Regions from separate parts of the Homo sapiens genome. Here region 2 is linked to region 1. The links are chromatin loops, found by intact Hi-C in ENCODE. Cell type or tissue: heart right ventricle. All regions are shown on one strand. Each heading gives the region's core, and the rest is flanking DNA. Links, peaks and the distances in the headings are about the cores only.

Region 1 (2,500 bases), core at 1-2,500:
TCTCTTTGGTTACTGTATTTTTTTTTTTTTAAGGGACAGGGTCTTGCTCTGTCGCCCAGGCTGGAGTGCAGTGGCTCTATCCTAGCTCGTTGCAGCCTTGAACTCCTGGGCTCAAGGGATCCTCCCATCTCAGCCTCCCAAGTAGCTAGAAGTACAGGCATGCACCACCATGCCCAGCTAAATTTTAAATTTTTTCATAGACATGGGGATTTGCTGTGTTGCCCAGGCTGGCTTTCTGTGTGTGTTTTTGAGACAGGGTCTTACATTGTCACCCAGGAGTTACACTGGAGTGTTGTGATGCAATCATGGCTCACTGTAACATCAAACTCCTGGGCTCAAGTGATCCTCCTGCCTCAGCCTCCCAAAGCTCTGGGATTATGGGAGTGAGCCACTGTGCCCAGCCTGTTACTGTATTTATGATATTTGGAAGTTCTGTTTATTTTTCTTTATCTTACAGTTCTTATAATGTTCATATTTTCATTTAAATAGCTGAATATAGTTATTATAGCTATTTTAATGTCCTGTTTGCTAATTCTGTCATCTGTGTCATACTGGTTCTATTTGTACTGACTGATTTTTCTCCTGGTTATGGGTCATATTTTCCTGATTCTTGGCATGTCTAATACTTTTTGATTGGATGGACCTTATAAAGTTTGCATTTTTGAGAGTCTAAATTTTATTGTGTCCCTTTTTTCTGGCATGCAGCTATTTGCAGTTTACTTTGATCCTTTTATGGCTTATTTTTATACTTTGTTAGGATAGGTGGTTAGGTTAGCCCTATTACTAAAGCATGAGCTTTCCAGGATCTCTCTTGAATACCTCAAATGATCAACAAGGATTTGGCATACTTGCTCAGAACTTGAATGTCTCTCAACACTGTGAGCTTTGCAGGCTGTTCAGCTGATTGATTTTCAGGTGCTTTTTGCCTGGAGTACCTTTTATTTTTCTTCTATTATTTTTTGAGATGGGGGTCCCATTATATTGCTCAGGCTGGTCTTGAATTCTTGTCCTCAAGTGATCCTCCTGCTTCAGCCTCCCAAGTAGCTAGGGTTACAGGTATGACCCATGACCCACTGTATCCTGTTAGAGTTTTTCTTATGTGTGTTTGTTCTAGAATTCAGCTATGAGTGAGGCCAAGGGATTCCTTATGCAAATTTTTGGAGGTTTTTTTTTTTTTTGTAGCAGTAGCTCTCTCTTCTTCAGAACTTTACCCCACAACTTCCAGTTGCCTCAGGTTCCCTGAACTCTGATATGTGTCTCCATAACTCAGTAAGACTTCTGTACTTTGGGATTTCCTTCCTGTTCTACAGTCCAGAATTTGCCCCTAGGGTGAAAGCTAGGGAGATTGTGTGGCTTACTTCCTTTCTCTTAGGGAATGTAGTCCTAGTTGCCTTTGTTAATATCTGAAAATAATTGTTTCATGTACAGTCATGCACAGCATAATTATGTCAATGACAGGCCACATACATAATGGTGGTCTCATAAGATTATAATACTGTGTTTTTACTGTACCTTTTCTATGTTTACATATGTTTAGATACACAAATACATCGTGTATCAGTTGTCTGATTGTGTTACAGTTGTCTACAGTATTCAATACGATAACATACTGTCCAGATTTGTAGCCTAAGAGCAACTACACCTTGTAACCTAGGTGTGTGGTAGGCTATACCATCTAGGTTTGTGTAAGAACACCCTATGATGTTTGCATAACAAGGAAATCACCTAACGACACATTTCTTAGAACATATCCCAGTCATTAAGTGGCATGTGACTGTATTTCATCTGGTTTTCTTGTTGTTTAGAACAGTTGGGAAAATCCCATTTACTCCATTGTTGTTATTCATCCTGACTGAAAGTAGAAGTCCTGTTTCTTTAATTAAAAATTTTTTTTTTTGAGATGGAATTTCGCTCTTGTCGCTCAGGCTGGAGTCAGTGGCAACATCTCAGTGCACTGCAACCTCCGCCTCCTGGGTTCAAGAGATTCTTCTGCCTCAGCCTCCCAGGTAGCTGGGATTACAGGCATGTGCCACCATGCCCAGCTAATTTTTGTAGTTTTAGTAGAGACGAGGTTTCTCCATGTTGGTCAGGTTGGTCTCAAACTCCTCACCTAAGGTGATCCACCCACTTCGGCCTCCCAAAGTGCTGGGATTACAGGCGTGAGCCACCACACCCAAACTAAAAATTATTTTTTAAAACTTTTTTTATTTTGGAACAATTTTATATTTATAGAAAAGTTATAAACATAGTATGGGTCATACTGGTGTACCCCTTACCCAGTTTGTCCTGTTGTTAACATCTTAGAATTCCATGGTACAGGCCAGGCATGGTGGCTCATGCCTGTAATCCCAGCACTTTGGGAGGCCGAGGTGGGTGGATCACGAGGTCAGGAGTTTGAGACCAGCTGGACCAACATGCTGAAACCCCATCTCTACTGAAAATACAAAAAAAAATTAGCCGGGTGTGGTGGTGCGCACCTGTAATCCCAGCTACTCAGGAG
Region 2 (8,389 bases), core at 3,035-5,534, 630 kb after region 1:
TTAATGAAGAAAAACCCATGCGACCGCCCATCCATTCCTAGGTACCATCTGCCTTCAAATGCCCTCCTCCCATTTACATATCTAATTCTTCAATGGCAGTAACAGATCACTGCACGATTTTTGCTGGAGGAAAGAAATAGTAGGAGCTTTTCATAAAGCACATTTATGTCTCTGAAGGTTTGAAGTCAAAAACTAATGTTATGAAGAGAACTGATTTTATACTTACTCTGACTGAAATTAAAATGAATATTGGTTATATCTGGAGGGATTTTGTGAAACAATGCCAGTGGAAGAATGAGAAACTGAATATACACATACACATAACACTTTTATGACTGAGATGGCATGGGGGCCACTGAAGCCGAGTAAGAAGCTGCCACACCCATCATCTTGATTGGCTTTCGTCTTAAATGCACTTGGTCTGACACAATTTCGTCAGGGAAATGCATACTCTATGTGCCAGGGAACCAAAAATTAAATCTCCTTTCTTGTAGCGGAATGCTTTCTCTTCAATCTAGCCTGAATCTGAATCTGGCTTCTAGGGCAAGACTGAAGATACACTGGAGTTAAATATTAAATATTATTTTAAAAATTTCAATGCAGACTGAAACTACCTCACTTCTGTCCTAGTCAAGAGAAACAAAACGAAATAAATACACAGCAGTACTGAGAGTAATATGGGCCCAGGGTTTACATGAGCGGCTCAGAGATTTCTGGAGGACTTCTGAAAGACAGGAAGTTAATGAGATTCTATTTATATGAGTTTCCTAGGGCTGCCATAACAAATTACTACACGCTTGGTGACTTAAAACAACTGAAATGGATTCTCGTGCAGTTCTGGAGGCTGTTATACGAATAAAAGAGAACAGAGTTGCTAGTTGTCCAAAATTTGCCCAGAAGGGAGCAGAAGAAGTAGGGAAGATGGATACTATTGTCAAGGGTAGGGCCTCAGGAGGTTTTAAGCTTCATGTGATCAAATGAGTAAAGCAAAGTTGTAATGGAACAAAAATCAGGGAAATCATTGAGGTTTTGTGGATGAATAGTTCTATGTCTTTCCAACTTCCCTTTCTCTTCCCTCCTTTTGGCCCATTCTGAGATAAAAGCAGGCAGAGTTGCCTTTACGCCTGACCTTCTTGCTAGCTACGACCAGCAAATAACACTCTCATGTAATAACCATTCTTCCTGAGTAGGATTAGTCCTTTGATTTATTATGATTCTCTGGCATTTTAGGGCAATCTTAGCTGCTCTCCTGCTCATGTCAAGGTTGTCTTGACATGCCTGTCTGCACATAGAGTTCAGAGCCAGCCTGCCCACTCAGAAGACAGACCTGCTGATGATGAAATCATTCACAACTGAAACAAAATCTTACAGAAGCTACGTGTGTCAGTCATCTAGTTCTTTCACATGAATATAAACAGAGAATCAAGGATCATCAGACACATGCAGCTCTCACTCAGGATTTAGATAAAAGTCACTTCCTTGGGAAAAAAATGATTTCTACTTTATCTGTATCGCTCTTGAGTTCAATCAGTAGAACATTCATGAGAAATCCACCCCATGATCCAATCACCTCCCACCAGGCCCTACCTCCAACATTGGGGATTATTACAATTCCACATGAGATTTGGGTGGAGACACTGATCCAAACTGTATCACCTGCATACACATTAATTCTTTTATTACTCGGAGCTAGAGCACCAGGAATGAGATTGCTAGATTGAAGGGTATATCTAGTTTTAATTTTAATAACTGTTGCCAGGTTGCTTTCCAAAAATGCCATAACAATTTATGTTTCAGCAACAATGTATTAGAGAATGCTTTCCCTGAATCTTTGCCCACAAACATATTAACACATTTCGTTTTTAATCAGTTTGATGGGTATAAAGTGTTGTGTTGTTTAATTTGCATTTTTCTAATTACCGACAAACTTCAGCACCATTTTCTGTTGGTCATTTGGATTTGAGCCTCTGTGATTTGCTGTGTTAATTGGATTAGGTTTATTTGCATATGGCAGAAAAACCAAAAACAACAGAGGCTTAAATTGGATAGAAATTTGTTTTTGTCCCTTGTAAAAGTATTCTGGAGGAAGGGAGTGCGGGATTGGTATTGTGGCTTTGCAAACTAATCAGGGACCCAGGCGTCTTCTAGGGCTGCATTTTGCTCTCCTTAGGGAATGGCTGTGGTCCTCAGCCCCACGTTCCAAGATGGCTGCTAGAGTGCCAGGCATCACACCCTCATTCCAACCAGCAGGGGAGAGGCAGGCACAAAGGAGGACACACTCCTTCCCTTTAAGGAGTCTTCCTGGACATAACACACAACACTTCTGCTTGCATATATTGAATCAGAATTTAGTCACATGGCTATACCTATCTGCAAGGGAGGCTGGGAAACATGGTCTTTCAATTAGATAAATGGCAACTCTGAGTAACATCAGGATTCTATTACTGAGAAGGATGGGGGTTGGGGGGATGGCAATTGAAGTAAGTACCTAGAAATCTCTGCTAAAACTGCCTTCCTTTTGCCAGTTTTTTTTCCATTTGGCTATTTGCCTTTTTTTTTTTTTTTTTTGTCAATACAGATGGTCCCCAATTTACCATGGTTCAATTTAAGGATGTTTTGACTTTACAATGGTGTGAAAGTGATATGCATTCGATAGAAACTGAACTTAAATTTGGAATTTTAGTGTTTTCCTGTGCTAGCCATGTGTGGTACAAGACCGTCTTGCAATGCTGGCCAGCTGCAGTGGCTACAGCTCCCAGTCGGTCACTCAAGTAGGAGGGTAAAGAACTGATACTGCGGCCGGGCGGGATGGCTCATGCCTGTAGTCCCAGCACTTTGGGAGGCCGAGGCGGGTGGATCACGACGTCAAAAGATCAAGACCATCCTGTCCAACATGGTGAAACCCCATCTCTACTAAAGAAATACAAAAATTAGCTGGGCATGGTGGCATGTGCCTGTAGTCCCAGCTACTCGGGAGGCTGAGGCAGGAGAATCATTTGAACCTGGGAGGTGGAGGTTGCAGTAAGCCGAGATTGCGCCACTGCACTCCAGCCTGGAGACAGAGCAAGACTCCATCTCAAAAAAAAAAAAAAAAAAAGAACTGATACTCCACAGTGGACTGCCTTGCCAGATGATTTTGTCCAGCTGTAGGCTAATGTCAGTGTTCCGAGCGCGTTTAAGGTAGGCTAGGCTCAGCTATGATGTTTGGTAGGTTAGGTGTATTAAATTCATTTTCAACTTAACAATCATTTCAACTTACAATGAGTTTATGTGGATGTAACCCTATCTTAAGTTGAAGAGGCTGTGTATATGTATGTATGTGTGTGTTTATGTATCATTTCTTTGGAGCTTTTTGGATTTTGGAATTGTAAACAAGAAATTGCGACCCATATTTTCACCCCTATTTTACAGAGGAGGAAACTGAGACACAGAAAAGTGAAGTAACCCGCCTGGGGTCACACAGTAGAGGTCTAAGTCAGGATTCAAAGCCAGCAGTCTGGCCCAGAGCTCCAAATCTTTGGCCTTACAATACTTTGCCACCGCAACAGCGTGATCGGTGACAGGCCCGCTGTCTGTCCTGGGACGGGTCAGCTGAGCCCCCATTCTGAGAGTGAGCCCTCTGGCTGCTTGTTGCACACTGGGCTTGGGTTGCAGGGCTGCAGGCCCCCTCGCTGGCTGGCTCCTGGAAGCGCTGTGCTCCCACAAAAAGCCAGCCAGGCCTGAGGGCTCAGGGCTCACAGGTCCATGGAAATCAGCCCCAGGTGACTCCTTCCCACCTCTGCCCATGAAATGTGCCTCCCAGGCTCCAGGTTTCCCCTGGAATACAGGCCCCTGGTGTTCCCAGTGCTGTACCTGCAGTGTCTGCTTTGCTCTGAGGCCATGGCATTATTGACTTAAAATAAGCTGCTTGGGCTTTTAAAAAACAAAGAATCTGCAGACTCTGTAGCCCTTTTCCTTTCCACCTGTGCTGGGGAGCATGGCAGTGGAGAGGGTGGGCAGGCCGCTTCCTGTTGCGTAGGTCAGGCCCCCCCCAGCCCGCCCTGCTCCACGCTCTGGCCCCTCTATCAAGAGCTATTTCTCATTTTTTCCAAGCATGAGGTTCAGGTGTCTCCATCCTCCCAGGCCCCCGGCCCCCTGCCCAGGGATGCCTTTTATGGGACCATGTCTGCCCTCAACTGGGCCGCCCTCCGAGTTCTCTCCATTTTATTCCCCTGATGCCTGAAGTGGTGTTTGTTTGTTTGTTTGGTTGTTTCTGGAGATCCGAATACACAACACTTGGGGTTGAGGTTTTTTTTTACTTTGCTGGCTGGAGTCTGCTTCTCTAAGGGTGGAGGAGGGAATGAAGAAAAGTCCTGAGCACATTGCTTTAGAAACCTAATCTAGTGTGGTCAAGTGGAAACTCAAGGGCAGTCTGTCTTGGAGGAGAGCGAGAGGGACAGGCAGACAGGTCGTGGGGCTCCCTCTTCTGGGCCTGCCGAATACAACCTGCTCCGCCCATGCCTCACTTGGTCCTTGCAACCCAGGACTCGTGCTTTTCCTCCCCCTAGTTAATTTAGTCCATTATTTTTTCATTCTCCATAGAATATTGGTTTTGTAACACTCAATACAGTTTAATATATACCATTTAGACAAAAGTTCCACCTTACGAAAGATCAGCAAAAATACATCAGCAAAGATATAACTAGTGCATTTATAAAATACATCATAACAAGGAATCCAAACGATCACACACAATAATCTTCACGTTTGACATACTGGTTACAGCCTAGGAGAGCTCGCTAAATGCCAGTGTCTTTGGCAAGTGATTCACATCTGTAAGCTGTAAACCCAAAAATATCTGAGACAGGTCTCAATCAATTTAGAAGTTTATTTTGCCAAGTTAAGGACATGCTTGGAAAAAAGGCACACAAAACCACAGGAACAATCTGTGATCCGTGACTTTTTCCAAAGATGATTTTGAGGGCTTCAGTATTTAAAGGGGAAAAGCGGGCTGGAGGGGAACGAGGGAGGGGACAGTTGCATTACTGAATCCACATGTTGCAAGAAAGAAACAGGTAGGGGAATGGTCAAAAATGTGTTCAATTTTTCTTTCTTTTTATTTTTTTTGAGATGGAGTCTCACTCTGTCGCCCAGGCTGGAGTGCACTGGCGTAATCTCGGCTCACTGCAACCTCCGCTTCCCAGGTTCAAGCGATTCTCCTGTCTCTGCCTCCTGAGTAGCTGGGATTCCAAGCGAATGCCACCATGCCCTGCCAATTTTTTGTATTTTAGTAGAGACAGGGTTTCACTGTGTTGCCCAGGCTGGTCTCGAACTCCTGAGCTCAGGCAGTCCACCCGCCTTGGCCTCCCAAAGTGCTGGGACTACAGTTGTGAGCCACCACACCCGGCAACATGTATTCATTTTGTGGTCAGTAAATTAGCACTTTACCCAAGATAAAGTGAACATAGAGTAGCTACCTGTGGAGATATCTGGCCTTTCATCTGTAGCAATCTGCTTACGAACAGAAGGAAAGGCAGTTTCTTGCACGGCCCAGCCTTCAGCTTATTTTTTTTCCTTTCGGCTTAGTGAAATGGAATCCTGAGATGTTATTTTCCTTTCACAAAGCAGTAACACTGATCAATCCTAACACCTCTGAAATGTTAGTTCTTGATCAGATAAACCCAAAATAAATCAACAAGAGTACTGAAATATGACGAGGATGAAATCCAAAGTTTTTGAAAGGGGCAATGTTTAATAATAAGAAGAATGTTGAATTGGGAGCTAGTATATTTGGGTTCTTGTCTTTTTCCTGATCTTGGGCAAGTAATCTAGGATTTACTAATCCTTTACTTTTATTTATTTTTATTTTTATTTTTTATTTTTTGAGGCGGAGTCTCGCTCTGTCACCCAGGCTGGAGTGCAGTGGTGCGATCTCAGTTCACTGTAATCTCCGCCTCCCAGGCTCAAGCAATTCTCCTGCCTCAGCCTCCCAAGTAGCTGGGATTACAGGTGTGTGCCACCGTGCCCAGCTAAGTTTTGTATTTTAGTAGAGATGGGGTTTCACCATGTTGGCCAGGCTGGTCTCGAACTCCTGACCTCAAGTGATCTACCCGTCTCAGCTTCCCTGGGATTACAGGCATGAGCCACCATGCCCAGCCTAAATCCTTCACTTTTAAAATGGGAGAGTTGGCTGGATGTTTCCCTATGGTCTTTCTAGGTTTAATTTTCCATGCTTCTAAAATCTTCCACGCTGGTTCATTTTGGTGTTGCAAAATGCAATCTCTAACAATTCTAACTTGGTAGTTGGAGTGAATCCAGCTCTGCCCACACAAATCTGCTCAAATAGTCGTCTGTCTTCTGAGCCGCGAGAGAGCTCAGTCCTCAAATTAACGAACTGTGATGACAGGCTTCATGAGGCTCACAGCTGGTTCTCCACTAGACACAAACTCAAGATAAGTAGTTTTAAAGGTCTCAAAGTCATGGTTTGAACTTCCTCACAGCTGGGGCAAAAAGGGACACACCCTAAGTTTCTCAATTCTCACTATGTACCACCTCACAAATTCCATCCCCAGCCTCTTTCCTTACCCCTCACTAAGGTTCTCAAGGCTTCAATAAGCACCTACTGTATGCCAGGCTCAGGGCAAGGAAGAGATAGCCCTGTCCTCAGAGGGCTCTCAGTGGAGGGGACAGTTTTCTAAACCCTTGTGGATATTCCAATTCCTGGGGCATGAATTAGTTGAGGGAGCTGCCCCAGCATCCTACAAAATGGAATAGGATGGGGTAGAAAACAGCAAAGGTCAACATCATATGTGGCGAGGGCGGGCCTTTCTGCCTTTCTTCCTTTCTTCCTTCTTCCTTCCTTCCTTCCTTCCTTCCTTCCTTCCTTCCTTCCTTCTTCTTTCTTTTCTTTCTTTTCTTCAGATGGAGTTTCGCTGTTACTGCCCAGGCTAGAGTGCAATGGCGCGATCTCCGCTCACTGCAACCTCTGCCTCCCAGGTTCAAGCAATTCTCTTGCCTCAGCTTCCTGAGTAGCTGGGATTACAGGTGCCAGCCACCATGTCTGGCTACTTTTTTGCATTTTTAGTAGAGATGGGGTTTTGCCATGTTGGCCAGGCTGGTCTCAAACTCCTGATCTCAAGAGATCCACCCTCCTTAGTCTCCCAAAGTGCTGGGATTACAGGTGGGAGCCACTGCACCCAGCCGGCGTGGTTTCTTTAAAGATGATTCTACTCGTTGGTGTGGACATGAGTCCTGGGACATGAGTTCAGAGCAAAATTGAAAGCTTAACCCAGAGAGTTAAAGAGTTAAAGCTTAACCAGAGAGTTAAGTTTAACTCTCATAGTTTAAAAACAATTTTATTAACATATTATATGTCAATTTTGTGAGACCTCATGTCCTTTTTGAAAAAAAAAATAAAAAATAAAGAAAAGAAATGCATGTGGCTGCTGTTGCTGGGGGAGGTTGTGGCTCTGTGTCCTCCAGGGAAGGGGACCCAGCACAGAGCACTGAGGTGCAGGCTGGACAGGCCAGGACTGCACGGCACGCAGCCTGCTATGTCAGCTGGCCCCAGATGAGCCCCATGCATTACAGACACTTAGGAAGCAAAGCCTTCCACCAGGACGCTGGACAACTCAAGACACACAGACTATGCCTAAGGCCGACAGCTGTGGGAGGAGGCCTGGCCTGGAAGAGTAGGCTGTTACTTGTCCCTCCTTTGTGATGGGAGCTGACACTGACAGAGGAAGCCATGGCACCTTTTCCAGCTAGCAGGAGGGTGGCCCCATTTCAGGCCTGTTGTTCTTTTTTTTGAGGTGGAGTCTTGCTTTGTTGCCCAGGCTGGAGTGCAGTGGCATGATCCTTGGCTCACTGCAACCTCTGCCTCCTGGGTTCAAGTGATTCTCCTGCCTCAGCCTTCCGAGTAGCTGGGATTACAGGCACCCGCCACCAGGCCCAGCTAATTTTTGTATTTTTAGTAGGACAGGATTTCGCCATGTTGGCCAGGCTGGTCTCGAACTCGTGACTTCAGGTGATCCGCCTGCCTCAGCCTCCCAAAGTGCTGGGATGACAGGCATAAGCCGCCGCGCCTGGCCCTGAGCTGTTGTTCTTGGCATTCTGAACGCTCCATTTGTCATCTGCACAAAGCCCAAGTCAAAAATGTCAGGTATCATTACGGATGGCACCTAGACTAGGCAGATACTCCCTTTTAGTGTCCCTTCCAGAGGCCTGTGCTGTCCATCCGTCATGGCCTCAGCCACTACACCGTCTACAGTCACTTCCAGTACAACCCTCTGCTTTCCACTCTACATCTCCAGGGCTCAGCCTGGTGCCTCAAACATAAACACATGGAAAGTTTGTTGACCCACAACCGACTGACTGTCCAAGTGACTGAAAACAGAGTTTCAGAGCTTCC

Evidence for each region. A loop is a pair of places that touch in the nucleus more often than their neighbours do. Peaks named below come from ENCODE experiments on the same cell type or tissue, not always from the same donor. Only the 100,000 strongest peaks of a DNase experiment are listed, where the experiment ranks them.
Region 2: a loop joins it to region 1, with 8 times the contacts of the local background. A loop is called at or near these places in 12 of 110 quality-filtered maps.

Annotation. Positions count from the first base shown.
Region 1 is chr15:99,281,014-99,283,513 of GRCh38, forward strand. The region is part of intron 3 of LRRC28 (leucine rich repeat containing 28); the gene reads left to right. Among named protein-coding and RNA genes, the nearest start is that of LRRC28, 31 kb to the left of the region's middle. In heart right ventricle, for the core only: no CTCF peak of the experiment used is centred there; no DNase peak of the experiment used is centred there; H3K27ac peaks cover 1,878 bases.
Region 2 is chr15:99,905,672-99,914,060 of GRCh38, forward strand. No RefSeq gene overlaps it. Among named protein-coding and RNA genes, the nearest start is that of LYSMD4, 180 kb to the left of the region's middle. In heart right ventricle, for the core only: a CTCF peak has its summit at 4,480 (motif pointing left); no DNase peak of the experiment used is centred there.